3 separate regions of the Homo sapiens genome follow, and all the other regions are linked to region 1. A link is an interaction called in ENCODE POLR2A ChIA-PET data of the cell type or tissue named here. Cell type or tissue: MCF 10A. All regions are shown on one strand.

Region 1 (8,000 bases):
AAGCTCTGCCCATGAGCTCTTGATCCCCCAAAGACCATCACATCAGAGTGCACTATTTCACCATTATTTCACAAAGCACTGGTTATTATTCATCGTGCATAACATCATAGTCTATTTCAAGATGACTTAAACATAGCCAAGCTCATCTTAACCACAGCTTAAATATAGAATCTTCCAGATTTTTTAGGTCTTTACTACCAATCTCCTGTGAAAAAATTCTGTAAAACATACACACACACACACACCCCTTTTCCCAAGAATAAGCAGTAGTATACAATCACAGGCAAGAGCGAAACCATATATGGAAAAGAAATGTTTTCTTCAAAGAAGCTACAAAGTCTGCAAACACATAGCTATGCTTAAACAAATATCTAACTTATATACCAAAGAGAATTCTCTACTTTTTAGTATAAACATCTACATTCAGATTAATGGGGACTTTATTTTACCTCAAATATAATGGCAGGGTATAATGCTTTACATCGGGTTAATTAAAAGGCCCATTAGATTTATTTTTCAAAAACTTTTGGGACAGTGTGACCTAAAGGTAAATTCAACCCTTTAGTTCCTAGAAGATAAAAACTACCAGCAACTTTCATATGATTTCATTTTTCAGCTTTAGGACTCATTAAAAAAAATCTTAGCATCTAGTTCAGCAAGAGCATTCTATTACATTAGAGCAGATGTTGGCAAACATTTTCTGCAAAAGGTGAGATAGTAAATATTTTAGGCTTTGCAGGTCGTATGGTATCTGTTACCACTATTCAACCCTGTCACCGTGGTGTGAAAGTGGCCACAGATAATATGTAAATGAATGAGAATGGCTGTATTCTAATAAAACTTTATGAACACAAATATGAATTTCATGTAATTTCCACATGTTACAAAATATATGACTATTCTTTAAATTTTCCCAATCATTTAAAATGTATAAATTAGCCAGGTGTGGTGGCATGTGCCTGAGGCTGAGGCGGGAGGATGACTTGTGCTCAGGAGTTTGAGACCAGCCTGGGCAACATAGCAAGATCTCATCTTTTAAAACAAATTTTGTTTTAAAGTAAAAATGTAAAAGCAAGTCTTAACACATGGGTCATGCATAAATAGATGGCAGGTCAGGTTTGGCCCTCAGGCTTTAGTTGCCGGCCCCTGCCCTGGGGCCCTGAATTACCTTATAAACTATATATTCACATTAAATTTTATGGGAAGTATTAAATAGAGGAAAATGCAGAACTAATAAACCCACTTTGGAAGAATCTCTCCCTTTTTAGACGTTGTGTGTGAATCCAAACACATCCTCTGCTAAGAGCATCCTGGAATCTTTTGAGAATTCAGTGTGTTTCACTTCGATAAAAGTGACTTCCTACACGGTAAAATTAAAAAAAAAAAAGATCTTGGAAGGCTCCTGGCTATCCAAACTAAAATGTGAAAGATAATTTTGATGAACTAGGCAGAAATAAACCAGAAGCATATGGTTTAAATTGTACTTAACAGAGACATGTGTTTCCATCTGGCCATTCTGGGGAATGTGACCAGTTGTCCTAATGGTTAGTGAGCACTCCTGGGGCTGGCTGACAGAAACCTCAATGAATGGGTGCAGGTGCGTGCAAAGGGACATTCTGAATATGGATACCCATGTGTGTGCACGTGTGTACACATCATGCTGAGACAACTAACACTTGCTAATCATTTGCCTGGGGGTAAATAGTCTTCTTTTACTTCCACCTGTCAAAGCCTATTTCTTCATCAAGGTTTCAATCAAATGTGTCCACTGAGAAAGCAGCCCCAACCTCCACCCTCTCTTCCTCCTTTCCCATTTCCCTGTTAGAATTAGCACTTCCTTTTTTTCACTCCTAAAAGTCCAACTTGGCTTATAGTTGTCTCTCACAAGATTGTGTGCTCTTGAGGTAAGAATTGTTTGTTTGTTTTTCTCTTTATATTCTTTTTGCCTTGTTTAGTACTTAGTACCAGGTAGGTGCTAAAAGCAATGTACTGAATGTGGCAAAACAACCAAATTGTTCTGGTAACAGTGACTAAGTGATAAGGGTTTAATTTTAAACACCTCACCTGTGTCCAAGAAGGCTCTTTTTTAAACATTTGCATGTCTCCCTGATTGAGATGAGGGTCCCTTATATTTAGAAAGGCTCTTCCTTTCCATTCCTGGGCTTGAAGAGAACGCTGGTTTCTGGTTGTGCTAACTGTTCTTCCCTTTAGTAGACAGTCAACAGCCTTGCGTTTTTAGCAGTAACTCATAGACACGCCTACGTACCTGCTTAGCTTGACATATGACTCACTGGGGCTTGGGCCAACATGTTGTCAGGCTAAGGGCCTGTTTTTGTGAACGTGGACTTGGATGTGGGGTGGGAGATGAGGAGGCAGACTTTTGACGTTGCCTGGCTGGGTGAACTTGGGGCAAGACCCTGAATCAGGTACCATCAGAGGTCATCTAGTCCAGCTGCTTCACTGTTCAAATGGGAAGGCCAAGGCCCATAGGGGAAGTACCTGGCTCAAATCCATGTGGCTTATTACTGTCAGAGCTGGCTTCCAACTAACCCTTTTGTTCCCAGTCTAAGGTTCTTTAAAATTACCTAATTAATTAATTAACTAACCAAACATTACTGAGGTCTGCCATTCATCAGGACTTCTCCCAGGTGCTGGGGGACGTAGTATGACTCAGGCATCCTCCCTGTCCTCTCGATCCTGCAGTGCAGTGGAGGCAGAGTGTAGCAAGAAGGGTGCAAACTTGGGCTTCATGTAGATTTGGGTGGGAGTCTCTCTTCTGCCTTTTTCTCACTGTGGGAATGAGAAAAATGAAATGCACATGTTGGCCCTTAAAGCTGTTGCGAAGCTTTAATGAGATAATTCACATAGAACCCTTCACATATTCCTTGGCATATAGTAAATGCTCAATAATAGGTAGCTATTAGTATTATAATGGAGACACTCAGCCCTCGGACCAATCAACTGCCTCAGTTACCTTATTTGAAAAGCGTAGGAAGGCATGTAAAATATTTGCAGAAAATTTGACCTCAAAAAAAGAATACAAGGTTAGCTCGCTTGCCTCAGATAGGGTAGACTGTAATCTGTATACAAAAAAGAAAGGTAATCTGCTTTTTTTTTTCCTCAAAACTGGGAGAGGAAAAGAGAGAATGTGATGATCAGATGAAAAAGAATTTCATTTGTGAGGTGAGAGCTGCATGCATGTTAGGCTATATGCAACTCCTGCCACATTCGCTTCAGACTTTTCAGAGAGAGCCATCATTTCTTTCATAAATAGAAGCCACCTTCCCATTACCCAGTTGACTATGGACCCAGCCCTGCCCTGATTTGGCCACCTCTGGGGCTCCCCCGGAGCCAGGCACAGGCTCTAGGCTGCGTCTCTGACTGGCTGGCATAAGCGGGTCACTGCCTTCAAGGCACTTTTCCGTTTTCATTTATGGACAGAGTCCCATGGGGTGCAAGTCACCCTGGTTTCATGCAGTGTTGCAATCGAAACTATTGAATCTCAAAATGGAATATAATTAAGGCTGGGTTAATAAAGCGTGTTCCACTTGTAGCCAGCAAAGGGTGTCATGTTTCTCCTTGCAGCTTTAGGCAAGGAAACTTAATCTCCAGCTTTGTCAGGGCAGACTGAATCAGAGATGTGTCATCGAGCGGAAAGCTTCTTTTACTTCTTGCAGTCACTACATGGCCAGCCTCATCTCTGTGGATTTATACTGAGCACACAGAATCCAGCCCGTGGCAAGGGCCCCAAGGAAAGGCCAACGCTGCAATATCTTTGAAGACTAATCTGCCTCTGTGTAGGAGGAATTAGGGGACGTTTGCTCTATGCTGGGTCCTGAAACTGATCCTGGAGATAGTACCCCTCAAGTATAGGAGTTGTCAAGGGCACAGGGATGGATGGCTGTGAGCAAAAATGGGATATGGTGTTTTAGACAGTAGGGCTTGAGAGCAGCATGAAGGCTTCGCAGCCTTTGTCTTGCCTTCCTTGCTGCTTTGTGTCCTTTTTCTTTCTTCTTTTCTTCTAGCAACATTGTACTACTCATCCTTCAGCACTCAACATGGCAAGCTTCCCTGACACTCCCAAGCAGAGACTACTGATGCTCATTAAGACCCTCTTAGCACTGAAGCCCACTGTATTATCAATATTGAACATGAATAGCCATTTATTTTGCTTATGATAATCTTTGCTGGGCTCTTTGCCGGGCATTTATATGTTATCTAATCCCATCACCTTGGCGTCCCCTTTAGTATGGACAAGCAAACTGAAGCTCAAAGAGGATGAGTACATTTCCTAGGGACACATAGTGAATTTACTCATCCAACGGATATTTATTCAACTCCTGCTACATGCCAGGTACTGTTTTAGACCCTGGAGATACATCCCTGAACAGACAAAGATGTCTGTCCTCATATAATTTTTATTCTTGTGTGTGTGTGTGTGTGTGTGTGCACGTGCGTGCGTGCATGCATGTATATGTGTATAAACAATAAAGAGGTAAAATATGTAGAATGTTAGAAGGAGATAAGTACTATGAAAAAAATGCAAATGTAAGGCTGAGCTGGAATTTGAACCCAGGTCTGCTTTACACCTAGCGTGCTCCTCACCACTCAGTTATATTGCCTGTGGTTCTCAGATCTTCTTGTAATTATCTATTGACTTGCCAGCCTCTGCCTCCTAAATTGTAAATTTATCTGGGGCAGGGCCTTTCCTATTAATCAGTTGTCCATCCTGGCATGAAGCTCAGTGGCTGGCACAGAGTCAGCATCCAGTGAATGCTTGTCCAGCATGTGAACAAATGAGTGGCCGTATGATGACACAAGAACTTGCTGAAAAGCAGTAATTTCCCAGGAGGCTGGCCAGTCCTGGAGGCCTGACTCTGCCGCAAATGTGTCCTGTTACCTCAGGCAAGTGTTGGAGCCCATAAAATTTGCAGAATGGGAAAAAATAATGACTGTTTTTGACTTCGTTGTAGCTTGGTCATGAAGATTAATGAGACAGTGCTCAGAGACATCCGCTTCTTTAAGGACAGGGACTTGTGTTATTCCCAGGGGTGTGCTCACTGTTCAGAAGGCCAGCAAGGATCTGCCATGGTGTTTTCAGGAGGGATTGGTCCTATAGAAATGAGTTTTGTTTTACTAAAAAGTTTCAAAGAAGATTTTATGAGCTGCCTCTTCTAGGCTGTGGGCCTGTGCAGAGGTTTGCTACCATTTGGAGCAAACGTGAAAACACATTTTTCCCCCCTTTGCCAAAGTGGGCTCTAATTCAGCTCAAAATTAAGTTTTCGTGAATGTTTCTTTCCCATTGTAGAAGTAACAAATGCTGCATGTGGGTTTTTTTTTTTGTTTTTTTTTTTGTTTTTGTTGTGTTTTTTTGAGTGAAATCTCATGCTTGGCTCTACAAGGGCAGCTCCTGGATTGCTTGTCGGCCAGTTGGCAAATATAAGTCATTAAGAAAAGTGGTGCTGGATCTGTGGTCCCTAGGAGAAAAGGGCTCTTCCACTGGACACTGGGAACAGGAAATGGGAAACCCCAGGGATGTCCGAAAAGCATGCAAACTAAACTGGATGCGTAAAGTTTTGTTTAGTTCTCTTTTGTTGCTGACGACTCAGCACCAAACCTGTTCAGTCACTCCTACACTCAGAATGCAGGAGGGAGGCCCTCTCGGGATTTTCCTGTTCACCTGATACTTTGTCTTTAAGGATAATGAACTTGGTTAACTAACAGCCCTGCCAAGATTTTACTTGACATTGGCAAATAGGTCAGCACTGTAGCATTTGCATGATATGGACAGTGAGCATTCTCAAGAGTAGAGAGCTGTTTCCTGGTTGGGAAAATCCCCTATTATTACTCAGCAAAGGTAATAATAGTGTGGATTTCTCTAGTGTCTTTTTTCCTGAGAGTTCAGAGGTCTTTCCTGCTTTATCTTGGTCATCTTCATAGCTCTCTTGTGAAGGTGGAAGCAATTGTTGTCATCTCTACTTTGCGGAAAGGAAAGCTGAGGCATAGTTTGTTGAATTGTCCCACTTCATGTTGATCTTGCTTGGCTGAAGTTCAAGTCTCCTGCCTGCAACAACAGTCAATCGATTTAGGTCTAGATACTAAAGCTCTATTATCTACCAGGCAGGTTCATGCTGGGAGATATATATTTGATAGCTTATTTATTTCACCAAATAAATAATCTGATAAGATAAGCATTCTTATTGCCATTTGCTAGTTTAAATAGGTTGTCCAAGTTGGCGAGTAACTTGCCTCGCCAGTACTTATATGCTGTTGGATGCAAATCCAATGTCTTTGTCTGCATCAAGATGCCTCCCTTGTGCCTACAGAAAGATAGAGTTGCCTCTGGCTCCATTAGACCTATATTGTGCCCAGGCCTGGGGTGAGATGTGGGATGCCTCAGATGGCTAATTTGGCATCTGTTCTTATCAATGTTTTAAAGATATTTGCTCAATATTTATTTTAGTGAAGGAGGAGAGAAGCCGATTCTCTATTATACTGAATTTATTTCACTCTATGTTAACATTGTAAACACAGAATTTGCCAGGGTGCAGGGATGCATGTCTGTAGTCTCAGCTACTCAAGAGGCTGAGGTGGGAGGATCTCATAAGCCCAGGAGACAGAGGTTGCCGTGAGCCAAGATTGTGCCACTGCACTCCAGTCTGGGTGATAGACCCTGTATCAGTAATAATCATTAAAAAATAATAAAACAAGGAATTCATTATATGCATTGCCTCTAATATAATATTTCAGTGTATTTGAAATAGCCATCTAGGTCCTAGTTTTTCCATCACTATATATGGATAGCATAAGTCACTAAAACTCAGAAGGATGAAGGTAACTTCCAATAATATAGTTGCACAATCTCATTCAGAAGAGCTTTAAAATTTGCTATTCCTGGTTTACCTTTTACCAAAAATGTCTCACTTTTCTGTTTTTCACTCTCTTAAGCTTTTTTGGTTTGATTTTCTGATCCAGACAACTTCTTGGGAAGCCTGTTAATGGAATTAAATTTTAAGTAGTACACAAAATCACCCATTGCCAATAAACAGCATGACCCTAGGTATGATTTGGTTTCAGATTTTCTGCTAGCTTCCAGGGAAAATCAGTTGACTGGTCTTTGGATAGGTGGGTAGGCCACGATTGTACTGAGCAATGTCCATAATGAAACTAACCTCATTATTAACAGGGTGATCCCAGTGAGTCGCGATTGTAAAATTTCCACTTGAGGGTGCTCTCTGTTTTACCAGTTCTATACATGGAAATCTGAGTTTACTACCGACCTTATTACTGATTCCCATGATGTTTCAAAATTTGTGGTAGAGACTTCAGTTATGCATATTCTCATATTCTCTCCTTTGGAGCATCTAGAAGGGCCTCACATGCCAGTCTTCTTGCAGTTCAAGAAGTAGGTCCTGCTTCTTGAGTAGGTCCATCCAATGGGCTGTGGGTGGAAGTGATGTTTGTCATTTTGGGCCAAGATATTTAGAAGTGAGGGTGAGTTTCCTCTTCTTTCTCTTCCTTTGTCATGGTGAGCATTGAAGCCATGTGTTAGGATGGTGGTGTCACAACATCATGGCTCTTCCCCCTGCTAGGCTGGGTCCTTGCATAACCAGATGGAGCCCTCTCCTGACCTGCATGAGATATGTGTTATGATCAAGAAAGAAATTTTTGTAGTATTAAGTCCTTGAGATTTGGGGGACCTATTTGGCATCCTAATACAGCTAGTGTCCTGGGCAGCTACTTGGGTTTCTCTAACTTTATCTTATATTCCTTTAGTGTCTTAATCTCTTATTCCTCTGTTCTTTATTTATTAACCCGTGGTGCTTCATGGACAGTCTAGGTTTGACTGAGTTCTTACTGAGCTCTCCACAGGGGGATGCCTCTTGAACTCAGGGTGGATGAATGCTGATGATAGTCCATACAGTACTCATTTTCCTCATTGATCTTTCCACTTTGGGCTTTCCACATAAGAGGCAGAAGTGGGATGTGAAGATTAAAAA
Region 2 (8,000 bases), 110 kb after region 1:
GAAGGGCAATTTTACATTCTCTCTATCCCATTACTATCTTCCAAAACACAATTATATGTCAATTGCATGACTCAGAACCTCTTCTGCCCAAGTAATAAATCATAAGTGTAATGGGTAAAAAGAATTTGTCATTGTTCAGTGTGTATACAGAGTTATGTGGCATATAACCTCAGATTTCTTTCAGATCATATATAAATACATAATAAAATAATAATGCTCATTAGTCAACACCAAATATAAGTTCCAGATGTCTGAACATCAAAGTATTTATAGGCCTATAGGAATAGCCTTGAGACAGGAACAGTTCTTCAAAAATGGTACTGGAAGAAAGCAGGCTACAAAAACCTCCCAAATTCCCTGAAACAAAAGCTATTCTTGTTTATACATAAATTATGAATGACTTTTTAAGGGCTGACTCATTGGCCAGTGCATGTGCCTACAAATCCGGTTTCTCAAGAGGATGGGAGCTGACTGGACTAACAGGAATTCTACAACAAATCATATTTTCCCTGCTTGTCTCTAAAGCAAGTCATTTTGTCCGGAGGTTCAGCCACCTCTCTTGTCAAGGCACAGCAGGGGCTGTTGCTTGCCTGGGAACCCTGCCAAAGCTGTAACAGCACTCAATTCACCTAGCAGGGGCCACCTGCTTCAGGGGCATTGTGGACCAGTCCTCTGGACACTAGTTTTTGGAAGAAGGGACTTGACAGCCCCGGTGAGTGGTGAGATTGAGTGGCACCAGGTGGACTGCTTGCCTGAGGCCGCTCACCCCATGCAACTGCAATTCCCAAGCCTTTTCCCTGGATGTCAGCCTCTATCCACAGCGAGGTAGGTGTGGGAGAACCACCCTGGAGGCTCCTAATCCCAACTGTGCCATGTATTCACTGCCTGGCTTTAAACAAATTAGCTTACGTTTCTCTTAAATTTTCTCATCCATAAAATGTAGTGCCATACAGAATAACTTTTCAGGTCCTGTCCAGCTTTGATAAGTTTTCCTTTACACAAAAGGACATAAATGTACATATTACTTAGTTCATCCATGTGCTGTAGGAGACCTTGATCACCAATATTGCTAATAAGTGGCTTAGTCATGACTCAAAATAAAATTCATGGCAAATACAGATCTTCCAAGACTAGAAGCGTTTCTCTTTTGCAAGGAGGAGCAGGGGCAGGACACAACAGTTCTTTCTGAGGGTTTAATATGAAAAGTTAGAGCCCAGACAAGTTGTTTGCAACATGAAAAAAAAATCCTATTATCCTTCTCTGTCTCATATCTTCCTCCTACAGGCAGGAGGGAAAAAGTGAAAGCACTTTTTAAACATAGTGATTCAAACCTTCCAGTGACTGATAGTGTATGAATGTCAAGAATTTTGAACATGAGTTATCCGTCCCAATTTTTCTATCCCAAATGCTTTTTGTTGGTTTTTCTAACCAGGGGAGAATGCTCCTCGGAAGGAAGTATTTCATTTTTGAAGTGTTAAATGGGGAAGTTTGTATTTGAATCTGAGCTCCATTGGAGCTCTTTGGAAAGCTGTTTTAAGTGGAGATAACCACACCTCTTTCCCTCCTTTTTCTCGGAGGGAATATGCTTTTATTGGCACACTTGTCTACGTGCAGAATCCTGAATTTCTTCTGATAAAAGTTTGATGAATACAAGGTGGTAATAGTGCTCAGTTATCACTTTTCATTAATCAATAAAGACTGCAAACTTCTACAGTCAACATGGAATAAAGTCAACACGAAATGGAGATTACTTAAACCTTGAAGCTCCAACGTTGCACAATTAACAATAAATCCATTATTACTTGATGCATTTGCTGAAACAAAAAACACATGTGACTGGAAATTCAAAAACTGAACAGGCATTGGCAAATGTTTTCCAAATATAATACACTATCCTGACAGCTAATGCATCAACAGTGTTTACTTCAGCAAATGTTTCTAATTTGCAGGGGGAAAAAACAAGTGTCTTATAATAATCTTTAACATTTGAATACGTGTATGTTGCTTTACAGTTTACAAAGCACTTTCAATGTATACATCCCCTCAACTGATCCTTAAAATCACCCTGGGAGGTAGACAGGACACGTATTTTATTATCTTCCAACAATTTTTAGTTCCCCCAACTTGTCATGGTGTTCTTTGTCTCTGTGGTTTCACACGTGCGTTTCTTGAGTCCTGGAATGCCCTCTTTCCCCTCCCCTGCCCCATTTTTCATCTAGTTAATTCCCAGTCAACTTTAAAAATCAACACAACCACTGCCTCCTTTCAAATCCTGTGGAAGTCTCCAGGCTGATGTAGACATCTCCCTTCTGTGTTGCTCCAATACCTTATGTGTGGCTGTGATCACATTTTGCTGTAATCTGTTCGCTTTTCTGTCTCTCTTACTAGACTGTGCACTAACTTGATTGCATGGCGCTTGTTTTATTTACTTGACATCTGTAGCACCTACCACTATCCCTGTTGTAAGTAAGGACTCAGTAAATGTCTGGTGAAAGAATAAATGAAGTCCATTTATGAGATGAGACTGAAGTTCACAAATGTAGGTGTCTTGTTCAAGGTCACACACTTAGTGAAGGACAGGGACTGAACTTTAACCTGTACTGCTGGTTTTCCAGTCCAGTAGTCTTTTCCTCGATATCACCCTGTGTTTGCTCTGCTTATTTCTATTGAAACTTATGAAATATTCATGGATATAACGTAATAGCATTTTGAGGATATTTCTGCAGCATATATAAGAAGTCATTGGGAAGAAATTTTTGCTAACTTCTTATCTTAGTTCTTTATTCATTTATTATTTTTTACTCAGTTCCTATTTTCTTCTATCAAGGATTTGAGGCAGCTTAAAATAACGTTAACATAAAACAAGGATAAAAGATAAAGAGCCAGAAAAAAGAGAAAGTAAGGTGGGAAGTTTTCGTATCAGAAATTCTAGGCAATGAGAAAGACTGCAGTTGAGCTTAAAACTTGTCCTTGAGCATCCTGAGATCCCAGTAGAAAAGAGAAACACAATGTGCTGTATTGCTGTTATTACATATAGAAAGAGAACACTCCAGAAGACTTTTTTCCCTCATAACATTAAGGGAAATTAACTCTATGGATATTTATATGACTCCATGAGAAACACAGTGGAAAATGCCTTCACCTGCAGCTCACACAAGAGGAATTCCTTCAACAAACATTTTAAAAAATCTCCTATAAGTTGGACACTGTATTAAGGATTAGGACAAAGATGAGTAAGATAAGACCCTACTTTCAAGAGACTTCACAATCTGCTAGCAGAGAAAAGCAGTACACAACTAACTAAATGGGCAGAAGCCTTCTTAACAGATGTTTGTTGTAGTTACCCTAATAATAACTGGAGGCATAGAGATCCCTTGAAGACATCTCTATGAGGAAGTGAAATGCAGAATATGTATGTAGGTTGCATTTTGAGATTAATACTTCCTGCTCAGTCCTTATTTTTTAAAAATCACATAGATCAACAAATATTTATGCATATTATAATGCTTAATAATGAAGGGATTCATGTCCTATTAATTTCTGTTTGAATTTCTCTTAATTCTTTCATTTAAAATCTGTGCACATTGTGTAATTGCTGTTCATAATAAGAATATGTGTGCTTTAAAAGCTTATAAATATTATCCATACGTGGAGACATCTTTTCCAACTATAGACCATTAGGAAGTAAACCTAATAATAAATTGTCTGGCCTTAGAAAACATGGTTAGAGTGAAAAGTCCACATTTTGTTCCTGTAATTTGTAACGCACTCAGAAAATACCAAAGCTGGCTCAGAACCAGCTGACGAGCCCTCCAGCACTGGATTCATAATGGGGAGCCTATTTTTCTTTTATTACTGGTAACTGGAAAAGCCTAGCAACTATTTTCCATTGACATTCCCTCCAGGATGGAGAGCTTGTTTTTCCTAGATTTTTGTGTATTTTTAGGCAGTCATCTTGGGCAGTCTGGCTTTGTATCAAAAGTGTTATTAATTGAAGAGTTTCTCCTTTGGGCTATTGGGTAGAAAAATACAGTCTCTGTATCTTCATGTCTATTTTGGGGGTCATGGCTTGTTCCAGTTCCCCATCTTTTTGCAAAGCGGCTGTTCTTTCATCTTATCCCTGTAGTGTGCCTGGAGAAAGAAAGAAACAGAATCCCAGAGCTATGATCACCCTTCTAAAAGTCTTACTTGGAAGTGGCAAAAGTGGCAACTTTGGGCCTCTGAATTCCTTTTCTAGAATTTATGGAAAATAGAAAAAATCGTTGATGGAAAAGCAGAAGGTTGATTAGTAGGCAAAGAAGGATGGTGGTCTCCACCTTCAGGATGACCACTGTATGCAGCTTTTGGGAGATTTTAATTATACTTGACTTGATCTCTGCCTGGAGTTCTCCATTGCATAGTTCTCCTCTTCTTACAAGCAAAACATGCTTGCACTTAGTTTGGGTTCAAAAAACATTTTTACAAGTCCTTTGTCCTATGCATGGGTTTTCCTCCTTTTGCTTGGTACTATAAAGCAAAGCAAGCTTAGTTATCAAGGAGAGATGGGTTTGATACTTTATCGTTTAAAAACATCATTTAGCAATTTGGAAAGTACTGGGCTAGCACCTAGGCCTCTCACTTATGTCTCACATGAACACCCTGGGAAGTGAACTAACGGATTGATAGCCTGTAGGTCACTTGTGTTATGGTAGGCATGTTAATACATTATTTCATTTAGTTCTCTTGACCAAAGTGCAAGAAGAAAATGATTACTTCATTTTCTAGTAACAGATTTTAGAAGTCAGCTAACTTGTGAAGGTCACACTGTTGGTAGTAGGGAAGCAAGGGATGGTCTGAAGTTGGTATAACTCCAAAGCCTGGTACTCCATCCTATTTACCAGCACACCATAACATATTTCAGAGAGTAAGGGATAGTGACATAATCCCTTAATAGTTTTTCCTGAAAGGATTCTTTTCACAGCTTAGGATTATCATCAGTTGAACAGAGTTTCAGGCTATAGCCCGGCATGCATCTTCTGAGGAAAACAGTGATTCACCCAGTTATATTATTCAGGGAGACTAAGAATATGAGGCATGAGTGGACGTGAAATTCCTTTTCAATGAAGCCAGAGATGTCAGAGGAAAAAGTTGTTAATGACATTTCATAATACTTTATACACAGTGTACTTATCTGATTTTAAAGTTCTCTTGTCCTAGTTAAGAAGACAAAATAAGGGGTGTGATGCCCACATAGTTTCACTTGAAAAAGAGACACATAATGAAGTCAAACCTTTGAGGAATTCACTGATATGGCTTGTTGGGAGTGGCCGCTTTTCAGTTGAGGACATCATGATTCAAGTGGGGAGTTTAGAGGCCAAGATCTGGGCTTCTGAGAGTTTAACTGTTGCGCTCTGTAGAAAGTTATTTTGCTAAAAAGGCTTATTTCCTTTCATTGATAATAAAAATATTGTTAAACTCTAGTCATAAGTAAAAATTCTAGGGCATCCTGAATTATCAGTCAGCATGTATGTATCCTAGGGTTTTGTTCAAAATATTAAATATCTGCTTTGGCGTGGCCACTGACCATTAGCGTGGACTCAGGCTTTGGAGTTGGGGCTGAGTTGGGGAGGACCCTTTCCCTGTACAGCTTTAACCCTTTAGGAGCTTGACTATGGGAAGTTCTGGGGGGTCCCAAGGAAGGGACCAAGGTGTCCAGAATAGCAGAAAGGATCTATGGGACAATTTATCAACTGAAAAAAAGGTTCAACATTTTAACAATGGCTACTGTCTCACTAGCGTGTATGAGATGAATATCAGATCTGTGTACATCACAAGCAATGTAATATAGTAATAAATTCCTACATACACCAGCCACTATGGGGCTAAACAAGAGAGACCTTGAAACCAATGTGAAACTCCTTTTATGGAGTATTTTCTAGAAATATTAACATCTAACACTGGAAAGATAATATAATTGAATAATTAGGAATAAAGGCTCTGGGGTTAGGCTGCTTGCGTCTATTAATTTCCTGTGGCTCCTGTAACAAATTATCACAAACTTAGTGGCTCAAAACAACACAACACACAATTATTCTCTCACGGCTCTGGAGGTGAGAAGTTTCAAATCATGATGTTGTCAGGGCTGCATTCCTTCTATTGGCTTCATGGCAGAATCAATCTCTCTTGCCTTTTCGGCTTCTAGAGACCATCTGCATTCATTCCTTGACTCAGGTACCCTTGCTTCTATCACTCAACTTCTTGCTTCTGACATCACTTCTCATATTACTGACTCTGACTTTCTTGTTTCTCTTATAAGGACCCTTGTGATTACATTGGATCCACCTAAATAATCCAAGGTACTCTTCCCATCTCAGGATCCATAATTTAGTCACATCAGCAAAGTTACTCTTGCCATAAAAGATAACATATTCATAGATTCTGGGGACTCAGTCATAGGTATCTTTGGGAGCCCATTATTCTGTCTACCAAAATGGATTCCCACCCTGGCTTTGTCACTTTTTAGCTTTGTGATCTAGTGAGTAGCTATAAGGCAAGTTACTCATTCTCTCTGTGCCTCAGTTTTCTCATCTGAAAAATGGGAATAATAGTAGTACTTCATATTCATAGGGCGAAGATGGAGTGAATTAGTACAGGGGAAGGGCTTGGAACCATTCCTAGCCTCTAGCGTGTGTGCAGTGAGAGACATCTGTTGTATCAACGGGACTGTATCCATGCTCTTGGGGTATGTCTACTACCCCAGCAAACTCTCTTCAGCTCTCTGCAGCTGAGCACACAGCCGATGTCCTTGTCAGGCCAACTTAGGGAGACGGCGCCTTTTGGTGCTTCATGATTCTGTTGCAGTCCAATGATATGCCTGGTTTCCTATCCCTGCAATCATTCCTGGACTATAGTTGGGGAGCTTCTTGAGTTCCCCTTGTAGTTTCAACCTTGATTCAACCTCTGGGACAAGAAGAGGAAGGATAGACAATGTTTAAGAAATTGTAGGTCTAGATTCCAGAACTCACTGTGAAGCCATGCCCAAGTTCTATCAATTTCTTCTTTCAGTGATCATCGTTGTAAGAATCTTCCAAAATGGAGTTCCATCCTGTTCCCTGCCATCTTCCTAGCACAGGGTTCATGATCAGATTGCTGTTTCCTGTCCCCACCCTAATATTGCCATCTTCTAGTCTTTCTGCTTCCAGGGCCCCTGTGGGTTTTCCTTAGTGTTGATCCCCTGCATGAGATTGTTACATCCTCCAAAGCCTGGAGCAGCCCACCCCTAGCCTCTGCCTCCCCTCTGGAAGAGATTTCAAAGCACTGCCTTCATATCAAATGAGGGGAATAAAAACTGTTCCTTTTTATAGAATAAATTGGATTTGGACTTTCAGGCATCTATTGTCTGAGGGTTGACATGAAAGAAGAAAGTGGCATGTGTGTCTGCGGGTGGAACAGATGGCTCCTTCCAACTTGGGAAAAATCTATGAATTCATTGGAAACACTCTAAAGAAAGTTAGAAGACATTCTCCTGGCATAACTGCCTATAGGGAAACTGTGTTTCTCCAGAGTATTATAACAATTTATTTTATTTCTTTAGTGTTCATGGTTGCCTTTTTTACATCCCTATTTGTAGGAATATCTGACCTGTAAAACCATAGAAAAATGTATTCTCCAACACTAAAAATCAATCTATTGAAACCACTGATTGTCCCCACTCCCCATACCACCTTTAAAAAAATTCCAGTTTGTGGCTTCACTTTGGTAACTTATGTTGCTTCTAAACTAGGTTGTACTATTTTGAAAAACAAAAAAGTATTTTACCCAGACCTATTTTCCTTGTCAACTGCTTTGCCACAAAAGACTAAATTTATCTCTGAAATTATAAGTAGACCTTAGTTATAGACAAGTTTTACTGGCTACCTTAAAAGAGGCATGGCTATTTTAATGAGTAGAATAATCTGAAAGTTTTTTTTTTTTTTATTTTGTAGCCCTCTTTTCAAATAATTAAAAAATCTTTCATTAAA
Region 3 (8,000 bases), 490 kb after region 1:
CATTTTTTAAAGGTATTGAACTGTTTAAGCTCTTTACCTATTATTCATACCAATCCTCTGCAGTCTATGTAACAAATATTTGCCCCCAGTACATCTCTTACCTTTAAGCTTTACTTAGGTTAACTTTGTCCAATCAGAATTTTTAAAATTTAAATTGTTATAGCTATGTTTTTTCCTTTTAACTTTTTTCTATGTGTATAATTTCAGGCGTACCTACCCCATGAATACATATTTTTACAATATCACTATAATGAGCTTTTTTCATATTTGGGGTTTTAATTCATCTGAATTTATTTTTAAATAATATAAAGTTCTGTAGATAGTTAATGAATAGACAATTGCTGATTTGAATGCCCCTTTTACTATATACTAAATTCATACTAAATTATACAACTGAACCCATGCCTGGGTTCCCTCTTCTTTATCATTGAGTTATATAGATATTCTTACATCAATACCAAAACCTTTTAATTATGTAATTTAATTTCATAGATAAGTTAATGTATTTAATTTATATATATTTACTAATATATATTTAATTTTATATAACTTAATTATATAATTTTAATTTAATAGAATATATGATACATTATATAATATTCTATGTGTATCACATACTATATGTTTTATATATAAGTTACATACACGCACATGCATTCAAATTTGGAGGCACAGAGAAAGGGCTATGGGATTTCAGAGACAAAAACATCTATTTATAATTTGGGAAATCAGAAAACAATTTAATGTGGAGGTGGCATTTGAGCTGTAGCTTGAGAGAGGATTTGGCCATGAAGGAACCAATGAAAAGGCATTCCAAGAAAAAGGAATTGCTTTAGCAACATGACAGAGACAGGAAAACACAGGTTAGGACCCTGTCCACCACCAACCCATAAAGGCAAGTGTTACAGCTTGGTTGGATTATAAGAAATGTTAAGAAAGGAGAGATGTTAGAAATTAAATTTGAGAGAGTCAGACTGCGTCAGGATCATAGGTGCTCTGAGTGCCAGGCTAGGAAGAATAAACAATCTTGATTCTGAGGCAATAGGAGTCCTACAGAGTTTAGCAGTGGCATGACTTTACCTGTATTTTGGGAAGATGATGGCGGCAAGTAGATTTAAGGGAAGCAAGGATGGCAACAGGAGAACAATCAAGTCGCTGCTGCAGGGTTTTAGGCAGAAGACGAAGAAGCCTAAAGAAGTGGCAAAGAAAAGTTTCCCCATGATTTTTGTCAGCATTTTCTATTTCTTCCTAATACACTGCACTAAAAAAAAAAATGGATTGAAGGTTGCAAGGCCAAAAGCCTTGTATTTAGGCAACAAACCTAACAGAAAAGCTGACTTTCCCACCCCCGCCACCCCGCCCCCCGAGAGCCTCCAAGGCACTTAAAGTATTAAAGTTTGTGTATTCTGGCTATATCTGAGTAGCCCTGTAACAGATGGATCTTTTAGGAGAGCAGCTCTGGCCAGGGACTTCCGTCTTATGCAGAGCTTCTCAACCTCAGGATGACTGACCTTTGGGGCCAGATAGTTCTTTGTTGTGGGGACTTTTCTATGCATTGATGTTTAGTAGCATTCCTGGCCTCTATCCACTAGACGTCAGTAGCACACCCCAGTCAGGTGACAAACAAAAATGTCTCTAGATGTTGCCAAGTTTCCCCCGATAACCTCTTGTTCAGTGGGCCCTAGAGCCAAAGCCTCTCTCCTACTGGATTAGTAGTAGGGCTATACAATTAGAGGGGCTGAAGTGATGGAATGTGCTTGGATTTTGGTGTTGGGGACCAACCCATTCCCACTACTTAATAGGTATAGATCCTTGGACAAGTCACATATAAGTTAACAAGCTTTAGTCTCATCACCAAGAAGATGAAGACAATAATAACTATTTCACAGGATTGTTTAGAAGAGTAGATGAGATGACGTGTGTATGAAGGGATAAGTGCAGTGATTTGCACACTGTAGCTGCTCAATATATATGTGTTAATTCAGATGCGTTTTCCTTAGCTCTTTGGTGTGGCTTTTTTCTTGACACAAAGGGAGACTCTTCTCTTTGCCGTAAAATGCTTTAAAATGCCCACCTTTTAGTCCAACGTAAATCCCAGGCTTCAGAATCTTGTTCATGGGAGACACATGCAGAACGTTGAGCTGATTATCAATAATCCCCAGTACGAGGTCCATCTCCAGTCAACAGGGGACAGCTGGTCCTAGGTTTGGTTGCATTCAGCCTCTGAACTGGTTGTTCTGGGTATTGCCATAGCCACCTAGAATAAACACTCCCCATGGGGCTGCAGTGGCAGTTCCCATTTACATCAGTCTCTGAAGCTTTAAGAATGAGAACTTGAAGAGCTGAAAATAGTAGGTCTTCATCCTGCTCATGAAGATTCCAGATGGTAATGTCTTCTGAACTTTTTAATAACTGACTCTTCTTCCTTTTCTCTCCCTTCTGATTCTTTTTTTTTTTTTTTTTTATTTGAGGCAGAGTCTCACTCTGTCAGCCAGGTTGGAGTGTAGTGGACGATGTTGGCTCACTGAAACCCCCACCTCCCAGGTTCAAGTGATTCTCATGTGTCAGCCACCTAAGTAGCTGGGACCACAGGCATGAGCCACCACGCCCAGCTAACTTTTTGTATTTTTAGTAGAGATCGGGTTTCACCATGTTGACCAGGCTGGTCTTGAACTCCTGACCTCAGGCGATCCACCTGCCTCGGCCTCCCAGAGTGCTGGGATTATAGGTGTGAGCTACTGCGCCCAGCCTGACTCTTCTCTTTTTACCGAGAGTTGATTTTTGATTTTTTTCTCCTTAAACTTTACCTCTTCCCCTAATACTCTAACTTGTATTTTTATTTTTTATAGATTCCAATCCTGCTCTCTTTGCCCCCGTGCCTTAGCTCTTCTCCTTATCGTTATCTGCTGTACTTCTCAATGTCTTTCTCTTAACTTCTCCTTATGTATCTAGTATTTATTTACTTAAAAATTATGCTCCCTAATTCATAATTTTCAAAGCAGAAGACTTAAACATTAATTTTTAAATTTTAATCACCTTTTAATGATATTTAATTTTTTTTAATTTTCTGGATCCAACACCTAAGTAGATAAATTTCTAGCATTCTGCCACATTTTCCCAACTTCAATTCTTTCCCTTACCACTCTCTAAAGGAAATCTGTTGGAATTGTTTTAAGTTTTTCTTAGCAGCTGATTTAGACAGAGCTGGGGGATTAACGTGAAAGTATGTGAAAAATACTGTGTATTTAGATAGCACAGTTGTTTCAAGAATCTCTGGAGAGCTTGGTTACTCTTAACAAGAATAGAAATGGAATCATTAACCCTCACCTCAGCTAAATTCCTGCTAAAAGAGAAACAGTTAACACACCCCAAAACAAATACCTCTTCTTTCCACTTCCTCATTCTCTTTGCTCCCTCTGAAGCAAACATTTCGGGACCCTTTGTCCCTTTGACAATTGTCCTGCTGCTGCTGGTGGGGTGGTGTTGGAAACGGAGGATCGATCATTATTTTGGACAGAAAACCACCTTTTGCACACAGTAGGCACTCATTATGGCATTGACTGGATGCCACAATGCAGTTGCCCCATAGCTGGGGGTGGAATTTGTAACAACACCCTGTGATTTCATCCTTAGTACCTTGTATAACATGTATACACACACCAAATAAACACAACACAGAAGGACTTCAAAGACGCACCGGCTTTGCTGTTTTCATACCTTGATCAAACAAGGATAAAAAATCATCCAGGGCAATGGTTTAGTAAAGTTTGCTCTGGAAAGTGCCCACCAGTTTCTTAGGAAATTTTACTGGTCTGGGCGAAGCCCAGGACTTGGGAATTTTCATGGAGGCACCCCCAAACCTTATAGGAGAAGAAATCCAATACACAGTCAACTGAACAGGCGCATGTAGATAAATGCCTACTCAGTTTCTGCAACTCAGGCTAGATCCCTTCATTTGTGAGGACTTCCTTATTGCCCAGAGGAGATCGGCTTGCTTCCTTCTCTTTGATCTCACAGCACTTGGTGTGCATCTTATTTATTGCTTTTCATATGCTACATTGCAATGATGCCTTCTCTCATCTCTCCCAGTTACTTGAGGGCAGAGACAAAACACTTCCTTCTTTTCTGTATCTATACACAGTTTAGCATAGAGCCAGGCCCAGGCAAAGACTGATATACGAATACCCCTGGGAGAGCCAAATTCCATCCACTGTCTGTTTTTGTCAATAAAGTTTTGTAGGAACACAGCCATACTCACTGGTTGATATACTGTCTATAGCCGCTTTCAGGCTACAATGGCAAAGTTGGGTAGTTGCTACACAGCCTGTATTGCCTCAAACCGAAATGATTCACTCTCTGGCACTTTACAGAAAAGGCTGGCCAATCCCTGCACAAGCACACACAGCCAGTTTGAAAGAGTCAACCAAAATGTTGCCTCAGGAATGTTAACAAGAACTAGGGAGGCCAGAGTATCATTGAAACAAGAGTCTATTCTGTCTTCTCTCGTAAAGACTTTATCTTTTGCTTTAAAGCCTGCAACTCACCTCACTATTTTTTTTTCTGCATTTGGTTTTTGTCATTGTTTTTCTCCCATTTGGGGGTGTTTCTTTAATATATATTTTTTATTTTCAGTAATGGAATGTGATTCATCCATTAAATATTATCTTTCTGAAGCATGTTATATATCATAGTAAGTAATACTAATAACATCAAGTGCAAATTCACATACAGTCTAATCCCAGCCAAAGTTTTTAAAAGGCAGTGTTCAGGGAGAAGGAAGAAACATACAACAATAACATGAATAATTGCTTCTAGCTATCTAGGCTTGGGCGAGTTTTATTCATTTTTTTATACTTTCTTATATTTACAATAATAATGAATCTAATCTGCCAAGCATCTCTGATAAAAGCAGTTCTGATTTCAGTGCTCCTGTTATTACACAGACACTGTCTCTACTAGGGCATCTCACATTGCTAAATGTTAGACTCACTCATAAATCCTACCTATGATTCATCTCTATCACATCTGTGAAACTGCTTTGGATAAAAGTCATTGTGTAAATGGAAAACATTATCTTTTTTTTTTTTTTTTTGCAATCTTGTAACAAAATTTAAAAATCAGGTTATCCTCTAAGTCTAATTTGCGATTTTAATTCTACTTATTAGGTTGATTCATAAAGATGGATTTCACTGTTTCAGCTGCTTTCTTTAATTAGCTCCTTTCTAATGCAGACATCTAAATTCTGCCAGAGGGTAAAAGAGAAAGTAGCATATACGGTTTCGGTGTGGTGGAAAGACATAGTGGCACAATGCCTTCGAAGGTGGGCTCCACCTTTGCTGCCTCCTAGATGTGACCTTGGGTCAGTCATTTCAGCTTTCAGAGACTCCGTTTCCTCATCTGCAAAATGGGATTACTAATAACCTACTGGGTTACTGGAAGAATTAAAGAAAGCAGTTTTACATAAGTGCTGGATTAAGAGGTTTTTTTATCAAAAAAGAATGCCTTTAAAACTAGTGAAAGTGTTTGCTATAGAAGGAAATGCAATGTGCTTCCAGTGGAAGAACCCAGAAGGAAATGATACTTCCTGTCTCTCTGAGTCAGAAGCAGGAAGAATCTTCCTTCACATGATCTTCTATTATATACTGTAATTTATTTGAAAGAACACGGAAAGATGAGTCAGGGAACCCAGGTCCAGCTTTACCTCTAATTTGCTGTGCAATCTTAAGTAAATCATATTCCCTCTCTGGGCCTGTTTGCTCATTTGTAACATGAGGGCTGTAATTTCTAATATGAAAATTCCATGGATTCAAAAGATTGCAGAAGTGTGTCATATTGACTAAATAAACCAATGAAGTTTTTTTTTTTAAAGTCACTTTGAAAAGGAAAACATTCAACACAGGTATAGTGTTTTACAGCTTACCACATACTTTCATGATCCTCAGAATAGCCCTGGGAGCTCAGAAAGACAAGTATTATGATCTCACGCAACAGAGAAGGAAAACAGGGCCATGATCAGATAGCTAGCAAGTGATTGAACCTGCATATGTACCCAGGGCTGCCTGAAACCAAACTTTGCAAACTTTCTAGTCTACCAGGAAGAATACATTTCAATGTTCTGGTTGTTTACCTTGAACACCTTAAGTTTCCAGTGAATCTCTAATTAAATTACCCATATATTTTCTGTTTGATTATAGGTCTTCCTTGCTCTGCTGTAAGATTTACCAGCATGGGAAATTCATTTGCACAGGGCCATCTTTACAGTGTTCACGGTCTAGATTTTCATTGAAGGAGAGTCCCCAGTTGGGAAACACTCCTACAGAGGGAAGCCAGTAACATCAGGAGAAGGCAAGCTCGGAGTTTTCTAAGAAGCTCCGTTGCGGCCAAGCCTTTTCATTTCATGACCTCAGCCGAAAGCTGGAGGAAAACAACCCCAAACACAGCTCAAACTGGGTCTGCACACAGGAAGGCAATTGCTCTAGTAGGAGGTAAAACCGGACTGGTACTTTAGGTGCAGGGTAACTGGGACAAATCACATACATCCTTGGAGTGTACGTGTCTTTGTGGGCAAATGTGTAGGGTAAAATGCCTAACAAATTTACTGTTTTCAACTTAATAGGCTCAGGTGTCCTCTCCTCTAGGAAATCTTCCCTGGTTCCCCCACACAGGATCACAAATCATCCCCTTTGCTCCCAAGTCAAAGCGTTTGTCTTTTGTAGTATCTACTTATCACATGTAAGATTATTATTCTATGTTTACTTATCTATCTTTCCCAGTTGACTGTGAGCTTCTTGAAGATAACAATGACATGATTTTTTTCTGTATATATGTAAATATTTCTTATTTTTCTGTCTAAGCTATTCAAGTCTCCTAGAGTATTGAGACATTGTGTTTGCAATATTTTACTCTGGCAATATCTTCACAATGGCTCTAAGACTTTTCAGGCCCTCCCTTCAACCCTGTGTTTCTCTGAGCCTCCATCCTCTTGCCTCAGTACTCATTTCACCTTAGCCACGCTGGATTTCTTGTTGCTGTTTTGACACACAGCACATTCCTGACTTGCCCCTTTGAGGCATACTGTCCCTCACTCTTCCTGGATGCCCCCTAGAAACCTCTAGGCTGACCTCATCACCTCCTCCATGCCTTGCTTGGATCTCCCAATCTTGATGAAGCCCAACATCTCCACCCATTTTGTTGTGTTTCCTGCCTCCCCAGGTAGCCCTTGGCACTCCTAACACTCCTTCCCATGCTTAGCTTTCTTCTTTTCCATAGCACAGTCCATGTTAACCTATGATGTATCATTGTGGCTTTTATTTTGTGTCTGTATCTCCTTCTAGAATGTGACCTTCATGAGAAAAGGGAATCTTTGTCTTGCCTGCTGGAACAAAATACATCCCTAGAAAAGTGTCAGGCACATAGTAAATGCTCACACAGAGTTTTGCACTGATTTAAATCTACTGATTTTTTTTTTCTACTTGAGCTATTTAAGTCCCCCATGAGAATCAGGCTGAGCTCTTCCAATATTTTGGACCTAAACATTCCAGCTGATCACTCTCTCTCTCCTGGTCTTTGTGCAGACATGACCTTAATGATGTCGAGCCCCATGGCAAAGCTTTGCCCACAGGAAGCGAAGAGCCCCTTAATAAAGCAGATTTCCTTTTGCTATTCAACAGCAAGGGCTTTGGGCTGTTTAAAAAAAAAAATTGTGTTTCTCCTTATCAAATAGTTCCAAAACTGAATTTTCGAAATGGGTGAAGACCTCCTAGACACCCTGAAGATGGGATGAACTCCCCTTATTTGTCAGAGAGTGCTGGGCTGGAGCAGGGACCCCTTTCTGTGTGCTCGTCTTCCTCATTTCCATTGTCTTTCCACCTCTACGAGTCGTTAACTGTATTAATCACAACTAAAACAAAGCTAATAATTGCTTCTTGGAACGTTGTGTAACACCATGGAACGCTGCCACGGGCCTCTGAGAATCGGCCTCTAACTGCTCGGAGTGATTT

The links. ChIA-PET counts read pairs that join two places held together with the same protein. Peaks named below come from ENCODE experiments on the same cell type or tissue, not always from the same donor. Only the 100,000 strongest peaks of a DNase experiment are listed, where the experiment ranks them.
Region 2: POLR2A ChIA-PET joins it to region 1 with 15 read pairs; 3 of 35 experiments call an interaction of 5 or more read pairs at or near these places.
Region 3: POLR2A ChIA-PET joins it to region 1 with 11 read pairs; 2 of 35 experiments call an interaction of 5 or more read pairs at or near these places.

Annotation. Positions count from the first base shown.
Region 1 is chr9:108,547,140-108,555,139 of GRCh38, reverse strand. No RefSeq gene overlaps it. Among named protein-coding and RNA genes, the nearest start is that of ACTL7B, 300 kb to the left of the region's middle. RefSeq lists an enhancer at 3,390-3,891. In MCF 10A, no CTCF peak of the experiment used is centred here; DNase peaks (open chromatin) are centred at 2,289, 3,569, 4,769 and 5,729.
Region 2 is chr9:108,437,278-108,445,277 of GRCh38, reverse strand. LOC105376214 (a long non-coding RNA gene) reads left to right here and starts at 501. Exons shown (of 6, transcript XR_007061722.1): 1 at 501-825. In MCF 10A, no CTCF peak of the experiment used is centred here; a DNase peak (open chromatin) is centred at 477.
Region 3 is chr9:108,053,929-108,061,928 of GRCh38, reverse strand. The region is part of intron 4 of LOC105376214 (a long non-coding RNA gene); the gene reads left to right. Among named protein-coding and RNA genes, the nearest start is that of KLF4, 570 kb to the right of the region's middle. In MCF 10A, no CTCF peak of the experiment used is centred here; DNase peaks (open chromatin) are centred at 4,368, 4,978 and 5,648.